2 separate regions of the Mus musculus genome follow, and region 2 is linked to region 1. The links are chromatin contacts, found by Hi-C in ENCODE. All regions are on one chromosome and are shown on one strand. Each heading gives the region's core, a stretch centred on a gene start or an enhancer-like site at or near the end of the contact. The rest is flanking DNA. Distances are from core to core; before and after follow the strand shown.

What was found. Hi-C counts contacts between places; a loop is a spot of excess contacts on that map.
Region 2: a loop to region 1 is called in a map of T-helper 17 cell, with 6 times the contacts of the local background. The contact joins two enhancer-like sites. A Hi-C loop is called at or near these places in 3 of 37 maps with a recorded cell type or tissue (T-helper 1 cell, T-helper 17 cell and regulatory T cell).

Annotation. Positions count from the first base shown.
Region 1 is chr2:76,688,816-76,693,490 of GRCm38, forward strand. It overlaps Plekha3 (pleckstrin homology domain-containing, family A (phosphoinositide binding specific) member 3), which reads left to right. Exons shown (of 8, transcript NM_031256.3): 6 at 1,630-1,673; 7 at 3,834-3,949. Among named protein-coding and RNA genes, the nearest start is that of Gm39860, 16 kb to the left of the region's middle. Within about 2 kb of position 1,813, at least 1 of the 3 ENCODE cell types and tissues checked has a DNase peak (open chromatin) inside an H3K27ac peak, as active enhancers do.
Region 2 is chr2:77,922,872-77,927,546 of GRCm38, forward strand. Cwc22 (CWC22 spliceosome-associated protein) reads right to left here. Exons shown (of 20, transcript NM_001362658.1): 6 at 4,337-4,465; 7 at 1,616-1,784; 8 at 1,269-1,322. Among named protein-coding and RNA genes, the nearest start is that of Cwc22, 21 kb to the right of the region's middle. Within about 2 kb of position 2,489, at least 1 of the 3 ENCODE cell types and tissues checked has a DNase peak (open chromatin) inside an H3K27ac peak, as active enhancers do.

The DNA of each region.
Region 1 (4,675 bases), core at 563-3,062:
TCTCCTCCGTCCCTCAGAGGGAGCAGCTCTGAGGGAAGTGACTGTGAAGGTCCATCTGGGTCTTCAAGCCTGTCATTCCAGCTGTTGGGCCAGAACTATCCGTTACTGTTGTAACTGGGGACCTTGTCAGCTGGCAACTGCTGTCAAAAATATAGATGTTAGATGTTGGGTCCATGTGTATAAAAATTGCTAAACCTTTAGTATAAACAGTCTCCCTGTCACCTTGATAAACTGAGATAGTCTGTTTTATTCATGCTAACCTTTATTTTTTGGTGGGCAAGTTGGGCCTTCTAAATGATGTTCTGTGCTGGGCAGTGGTGGCGCACGCCTTTAATCCCAGCCCTTGGGAGGCAGAGGCAGGCGGATTTCTGAGTTTGAGGCCAGCCTGGTCTACAGAGTGAGTTCCAGGACAGCCAGGGTGACACAAAGAAACACTGTCTCGAAAAAAACAAAAACAAAAACAAAAAACAAAATAAATGATGTTTTGTGTTCATCATAGTTGTGGCATGTTCTGCTAAGACTTTTTTTTTTAAACATGTCATTTTACATTTATGGTTTTAAGGCTTGGACGTCGGGCCTACGTATATGTGGGCAGTTGCTCACTAAGCTTCATCCTTGTTTGGATACATGCTTTAGGACCCTATCTGAGGCTTAGGTTCCTGAGTTCTTTCCAGACGTCACTTGCCAACGCTGCCCTCCATGAAGGCCGCAGTGACACACAGGTGCACAGGAGCTCCCTGATAGTGAGTGGCAGAGGGAAACTTCACTGCCACCTCTACTCATGACCCTTAGGAAAAGGAGAAAAGGACAGTTATTAAGAGTATTTTCTGGTCAGGCAGTGGTGGCGCATGCCTTTAATCCTAGCACTTGGGAGGCAGAGGCAGGTGGATTTCTGAGTTTGAAAAAAAAAAAAAAAGAGTATTTTTAGTATTTTTTGGGTCTGAAAAGATGGCTCAGCGGTTAAGAGCACTGCCTTCTCTTCCTAGAGGACCCAGGTTCGATTCCCAGGGCAGCTCATAATTGTCTGTAACTCCTGTTCTAGGGCCTCTGACACCCTCATACAGACAGACATGCAGGCAAAACTACATACAAAATAAAAGTAGATACATTATTTTTTTTAATTAATTAATTAATTTATTTATTATATGTAAGTACACTGTAGCTGTCCTCAGACACTCCAGAAGAGGGAGTCAGATCTCGTTACGGATGGTTGTGAGCCACCATGTGGTTGCTGGGATTTGAACTCCTAACCTCCGGAAGAGCAGTCAGGTGCTCTTACCCACTGAGCCATCTCACCAGCCTGATAAATTATTTTTAAAAAGTAGTTTCGGGTTTGCTAGATACTCCTTTTTATTATAAAGATGACTCTTAGGTTAGTTTTGTATATACTATTTATACTTTCATATATTACATAATCTACGCAGCAGTAGAATTTTAGTATTTTTTGGTATGTGTTGGGGAATTTCCAGTTAATCATTACTAGGGAGAAAGTTTGACATTGTGTGGGGTTTGGTACTTGAGCCTATAGAAGATAAGTAAATAAGTTTATCTTAATTATTGTAATTTAGAGGTGCATCATTCTCTCTGACTACAGATTGAGCTCAGGCCTTTTCTCTTTCACATTTCTAGATGAAGCGTTCAGCCAGCCACCCTGGTTCCTGCAGTTCCGAGAGGTAAGCTAACCATGTCTTCTGGCTGAGTTCTGTCTGCGTAACACCTCCCTGGAGAAGTTCAGGCCTGTGCCTGCTGTTGTGGATGTCAGCTCTGTGGAGTCGGACTGGTAGTTCTTGTGTCAGGGGCTGGCTTCATAAAAGAGAATGGAAAGGAAAACTACATGTATGAAATAACCTGGAGGGACGCCAGCCCTGTTGGCTGTTGTAGCTTCTCAGGTTTGAAGTAATATCAAGAAGTATGGGGCAGTGAAAAGGCCAGCAGGTAAATGTGCTCGCCACTAGGCAATACATTTTGTAATATATATATATATATATATATTACATATACACGTGTGTGTGTGTCTAGAGAGAAATTTGGTGTGTTGAATGTCTACAACTGAGGATATTTATCTCCATGTTTTATAGAACCCTATTTTCCTGCTAGGCTGTTACTGAGAAAGCACTCACTGAAAGAGAGGAAGTCATATTCATATCAGCACAGTGAAAGCCTTCCGGGTGGATCCTGGCAGTGTCCCAGCTGTTGGGACACTGTGTTTCCTTCCCTGGCATCCCCTTCCTCCCCCGGCGTCCCCCTCTTCCCCTGGTGTCCTCCTCCCAGTGGCTGGGCCTACCCTCTCTGTTGTCTGGAAAGTGATGAAATCAAGTTTCTTCAGCGTTTATTTTTCCATGCTGACGAATTCAGTCCTGAGTTGTTTTGTCTTTTCCTCTGGTAATTATATAATCCTTATCGAATTGATCTGCTCAGGGGAAGCCAGTAACCTGTATCCATGTATCCAGCTCTGTCATGGTATAAAGCGTTTTAACAGCTGAACCTTACAAAACAGTGGAAACTAAGTGATTTGGTGGCAAACATTTGTTTTGGTGATAGACGTTTCTAAGCTGTATAATGTTTCTAAGCTGTATTTCATCTTTTTTTCCTTAGAAAGTTAGTTGTAAAAAGACTACAAAGATACTGTTTTTTCTTGGATCTGGCAAGGTTGTACAGTAATATTGAGCCATCTGAAAACAGAAGCTGAGATGCAGTTAGGCAGCTAGGTGGGTTTTTTGTTGTTTTTGTTTATTTATATGAGTACACCATAGCTGTCTTCAGACACAGATTCCATTACAGATGGTTGTGAGCCACCATGCTGGGAATTGAACTCAGGACTTCTGGAAGATCAGTCAGTGCTTTTAACTGCTGAGCCATCTCTCAAGCCCATTAGGTGATTTTGCTTTCTGTGTTTGCATGTTTACACTGGAAGAAAAAAAATTTTTTTTGAGCCACTGCATAACCACTGAACCATCTCTCTAGCTCCAAGACTGATTTTAAAAAACAGGTTTGTTTTGTTTTGATGGCAGGGCCTTATGTAGCACAGGCTGGCCTCAAACTGTCTACACAGTCCAGCATGCCTGATCCTAATTCTGCTCTTCCCCACTCAGTGCTGGGACCAAGGTACAAGCCTCCATACCTGGTTTATGCAGGGCTGGGTTCAATCTCAGGGCTTCCTGCATCCTAGTTAAATACCCTACCAACTAAGCTGCACACTTAGCCCTGAAAAATGTTTTTCCTAGCTTCCATGTCACCATCTTTATGTTCTGTTTCTGCTGTCAGTGAATTTACATCTGAACATCTCTCATCTTGTTGGCATCCCCTTCAGCCTGCCTTTTTTTGTCAGTTAAAGGTTGGCGTTAGATATATGCACTTGTGAAATCTCTAACTTAAAGCTCAGATATTTGCAAACCACCTCTGTCTGCTGCTTCAGTGGACACTCTTCCTAGAAGCACGTCTTTGTCCTCCTTTCCCATTTAGAACATGACCTGAGAGTTTCTGCCTGAATTCCAGGTCTCCACGCTTCACTTCTGAACGATAGCCGGTTGCTAACGTAACGACTAAACATCAGAAGAGTGCCTCATTTGTTTAAAGCCTTTTTTTTTTTTTTTTTTATTTTTTTTCGAGGCCGGATCTTCCCATGTAGCTCTGGCTATCCTGAAACTTGCTCTGTAGACCAGGCTGGCCTCCAACTCCCAGACATCCTCCTGCTTCTGCCTCTGGAGCGCTGGGATTAAAGGCACGCACTACCACACTTGGCCCTAAAGAGAAGCCATTTAACATCCCAGTCAGGAAAGGTTCTTCTCACAGTTTAATGCCCCACAGCTTAACACTTTTCATTTGATGTGCAGGAGCAGCTGCTCCATCAAAGAACCAGCATCTGCCCTCCACCGACTTCCTCAGCGACGCCGCAGAACCTACTCGGACACAGACTCTTGTAATGATGTTCCCCCTGAAGACCCAGAGAGTGAGTTCCACAGCTCTGTTTCTTTCTTTGTCCATGCTAGCCAAACTGGCACCAGCAGCAGGTTCTGGTAGTTCCTGGGGCTGAAGCTTCTGTCCCTTGGTGTCATTGGAACAGTGTACTTGGCTCTTCGGTGAGTTCCTCAGAGGGAAGTGAACCCCACAGTCCCCTGCTGCTCACAGCTTCTCCCAGGAGCTTTGTCACCCTGCTTATTCTGTTACGGGATGCTGACCCTCGATGCTGACTCTTGTTGGTAGGCACTTTCTCTTAGAGACGGTTAGTGAATATGTTTTTATTCCCACTACATTTCCATTTCAAAGTATTGGAGAAAAAATCCTTAGTTGTAGGTGGAATCCAAGAGGAAAGTAAAGGTCTAAATATACAGAGAAATTAGCTACGCTACGTTATTTACCTGCCTTAAAATAGCTAGAGAGTCATTTTGTGTGGTTGTTTATGACAGCGCATATCCCTGGACCTTTGCCCCTTGTTTTAGAGCCAGCAGACTGTCATTTCAGCAAAGCCTGGTGATTTCTGTTAAGATTTGTGTTTGTGTCTAAGGAGCAAGATCTTTCACTGCGTGTCAGGATGTACCTTGTTTGATTGCAAGGACCATGTCTTCTCAAGCTTACATCTCATGGCTGGAATGTTACTTCTTAGAGTCCTTACCTCCCACACAGCACGTGGGAGAGTTCCTAAGTACGGGACAGATTGTTCTTCAAGAGTTCACTG
Region 2 (4,675 bases), core at 1,239-3,738, 1.2 Mb after region 1:
TGCACTCAAAATAGATCAAAATTACTCAACCCACTGTATTTCACAAATATGTATCTGTAGGCAAAGTTTACAATGATTTCAGGAATACTTAGTACAGAGAAGACAACAAAATAAAGCTACATGGATTTTAAAAATGCCAATTATTTAACCTCTACTTCATAAGGTGGGCCTAAATATAAATGACTACAACATGAAGTTTTCTTTATGTCAAAATTTTCAACAGTGATTACCATTTTCAATTATTTAATGTAATTTTTGTTGCATGTACACATAATCAGGGCTAAGCAAAACCTAACAAAATTATATAAATGAATCTACCTCAATTTTTTATCTCTAAAAATAATAAAATGGAACCATTATAAAAACTCCCTATATGCTATATTTAGGGAATGCATAGGTACCGTTATAATGAATTAACGGGGCCGAGGATACAGCTTAGTTGGCAGAATGCTCGCCTAGCATGCAGGAAGCCCTGGGATCGATCCTCGATACTGCATCAACTGGACATAGTGGCTCATGGCTACAGTCCAAACACTTAGAACGCAAAGGCAGGAGGATCAGAACTTCAAGGTCATCCTTGATGTCACAGTGAGCTTGTAACCATCCTGAAGATAAAGAAGGAAGGGGGAGGGGGCAAGGGAAGGAGGGAGGAAGACCTCAACAAGCAAACCCATTTGCTGATGAGATGGGTCAGGGATGAACCGCAGTGGGCCCTGCAATGTGTTCACACACTGGCTCATGTGTTAGGCTGAGCACTGCAGTTGGTGCCATGCAACAGGACACATACCCACAGAGAAGTCAATACAGCATTTAATAACCAACAAAAACACTGAACAAGTGAATAAACAAAAAACTAAAAGATATGCATGACTACTGATGTACTCGTTATCACTGTTTAATGATTTATTTTTTATTTCATGTGCACTGGTATTTTGCCTGTGTGTATATCTCTGTATAATGGTGTTAGATCCCTTGGAATTGGAGTTACAGTTGTGAGCTGCTATGTAGGCGCTGGGAATTTTACTCAGGTCCTCTGAAAGAGCAGCCAGTGCTCCTAAGTGGCTCAGTGAGCACACACAGTATTGAGCCATATCAGTCTAACAAAATACCTTATAACATATAGATTTTCTCTATACAAGAATATCAGGTGCATTTAAAACACATTTCAAATCGCACCCAAGATGATCAAACAGTGACAAAAGGAAATGGGGTCAAGGCCATGGCCTTATCCCACTAAGCTTGATCAGGCTTTAAGGATAATTACTTACCACATTTTGGTTAATAAGATGTGCCACAAATTTTGAAGCAGTCAGGCAAAGTTGCTGAAAAATCAAAGTAAAGACAGTTAACCCATCAACTGTCATCAGTCTTCCTGTATCAATAATATGCTCTTTACAAGGGAACACAGGGAATCATTTTCATGCAGGAATAGTGACATGAAGTAGCTATGAAAGCTAAAGTAGAAGAAGTACACAGGCAGCCATCATCGAAGTGGCCAGAGGATATTTAGCAGACTGAGCAGTTTACACGTGAAGTCAGCACGCTCACTTTTATAGAGGCTGGCTTACTGGAACAACCTCATGCGACAATCTACTTATAAGCCACTCATACACACCTTATCGTTCCTTCGATAGCCTTTCCGAAAATTAAGAATTAGTCTCTTGAGGATCAATTCTCCAATCTGTGGGAATTTTGAGTTGATTATTGCCACCAAAGCTGCATAAACGTGAGTGAAGATTGGAGACGCACTCTGGGCTTGCAGAACAGATCTGGACAGCAATCCTCTATTCAAAATACAGCAAAAGTCAATAGTCAAACAAGCAATTTAAAAAAATATGTCAAATCAAGAAAAACTATTTTCTAATCATGAATAGTAAAAGCCCATTCGGAATTAAATCTTTACTTCATTTCCTAGGAAAAGAGTACATCTTGGTAATCAATTTTAAAAAATGCTTTTATGAAAATAAAATTGTAAAATAAAATGAGGTAATTTTTTTCAAAAATTTCTCTCTAAATAAAGTTACTGTTTTTCTATTCACATTTCATCTAATCAGATTTAAAGGATCAGGGCAGAGAAAAACATGATTGAAATATACTGTATGAAAAATATTTTAAATAAACTAAAACCAAAAAATAGTGGCATTAAAAACAAGTTGCTTGACGAGTATAAAATGTACACAGCATAAAGTTTCTGACATGAGTCCATCACTTAACATACAATAACTGTGCTGGGACACAGCTCTGAGCTGTTTCCTTCTGTTGGTGTAGGTTTAGCGGCACAAAGGTAAGGACACGGGTGACCTAAGATGAAGTGACAGACAACACAGTGGTAGAGTCGCTCACTCTTTATGTGTAAGAAAGAGAGTGAGAATTCCTGAGCTGCAAGAAGAAAGTGAACCTGGATTAAGACGGAAGCCAGGCAGGCCACTTGTCTATGCCTGCCTGGCCTGTTTTCCAGGTGAAGGGAACAGAGCTCTGCTATCTCCAAGGACAGTGGCAGGCTCCAGGCCAACCTTCTGTTCCCCAAAACACGGTTCCCTGAGCTTAGTCCTAGTTTTCAATGAGTATAATCAAGGTAATGTGAAATCACACATGACAGCACTCAGATTGAAAACTAAGAGATATGTGATATTTATTTCCATTTCTTTAATCTTTAAAACAAAACAAAACAAAAAAAAAACAAAAACACCACCAGCTGCTGGAATTCAAATAAAACATGATGATTCCCTTCATTTTTCTTCACATTTCTTGCTCATCTTCCCCAGCCACCCCCTTCTCACTCTGCTCTAATTAGAACGTGAACTGGAATAAAGGACAAAATAACAAACCGAAAGGTGACACCATCTCGGCAGCGATGCTGGGAACTCTGCCTGCAGGGTCAGGAACAAGCTATGCTGTTCATTAAACTACCCAAGTTCAATGGAGTACCCACCCATCCAAGTTCTAGTGGCATTTTCCAGAAGAAAAAAAGCTCTTAAAATTAAGAGTATAAAAAATACAAATAGCCAAAAAAAAAAAAAAAAAATCTTCAGGAAAGAAAGAAAAAGCAAGAGACACCTTTTACTTGATTTAAAACTTACTACTACACAAAGACATAGTAATAAAAACAGCATGGTACTGCCATAAAGCTTAATAGAAACCAACAGAGAACAGAACAAAACACCTAGAGATAAATTCATACATTTTTATTTAATTGTATTTTGACATAAAGGCAATGTGTTCCAAAGTGATAGGAAAGCCAGATGCCAACATGCAGAGAAATAAAAACATACTTTAATCTTACGCAACACACACAAAGCAATCTAAACTGATTAACAAACAGAATCTGTACAACTTCCAGGAGGGAAGCTTGACAATATCTGCCTGGATTGACACATTTCTAAACAGAACTAAATAACCCAAGAAAACTTGACAAATGGCACTGCACTGATCTAAAAGGCTCTGGACAGTGCTAGAAACCATGCAAGAAGCCAAGAGACAAATACAGATGGGAGAAAGGATCTGCAAGCCGTTTATCTCTTAAGGAGCTAATATCCAAAATATCTGCCAAAGTAATAAAACATTAGTTTCAAAGCCTGACAAAACATCTAACTAGACATTTCAAGACGATACAGACATGCTGACATGAAGCATCACCTATCAGACGAATACAGAGTCAAGGCACACGATGTATCGTCTCATACCTAAATAATGGCTGCCATAAAAATAACCAAAGGTGAGCGTTTCCAAGGAGGCAGAGAACAGGAAGCACACAGGGACTGTGAACAGGAATGCGCAGCAGTGCAGCCAGCAGGGAAGACTAAGCCTCTGAGCTACACCGCACACCCCCACACCATTACCCACAAGAGCCAAAGGGAGTGAGTGCCATGTCAATGACAGACAGGGAATGTCATTTACACAATGGAATGCCACTCAGCATTAAAAAAAATTAAAGAAATCCTGACACATGACAACACAGAATATACATATTAAAGTAGCACACTGTTACTAAAAAATTTATAAAGATTTTATGCCAATTAAAAAAAAATAAAGTGGTTTGAAATAGCATATTTTAATAATTGTTATGCCTCATGGATTTAAATTATTGGAGACATTCAATAAATATCCACGCAAAACTATGGCATGATAGCAAATCTCCAAAAGCACTGGTTTATTACTCTTGAACAACATGGTTTAAGTTATTTAACAGCCTACATTTAAAAAGAACTGTATTTCAAATAAACATTCACAAAAACCTTTAAAATGAAGTAGCATAACAAATCAATGCTTACTGTTCAGAGACATTATGCTTCTTTCAATGAGTTACTATGAAATATACAAGGTTCTGGCTACTTACCTCCCTCTGACAATGTTCTCTTGAAGGAGCTCTTGGATAATAATGCTTATATTAGAGATGTTGACCTTGTTGATGAGACCATTGATGGATTTCTTCAGAGCCTCCCAGCTCATCCTCTGATATGCTAAGCTAAAAAATACCAAAAGAAGGGACCGTCACATGGGACCTTGGAACTGACATGCTGTCTTGAGCATCTGAAAGACCTTCTGTTTAAGCAGATAGCTGGGAGCTGCCCAGCTGAAAGCTATAAGGCTGGGCTGCTTTAAACTTCCATTTGGGCATTTCAGCCTCGATTAGATGTATTACACTTAATAATGCCCAAGGTCTTTTAAAGCTCTT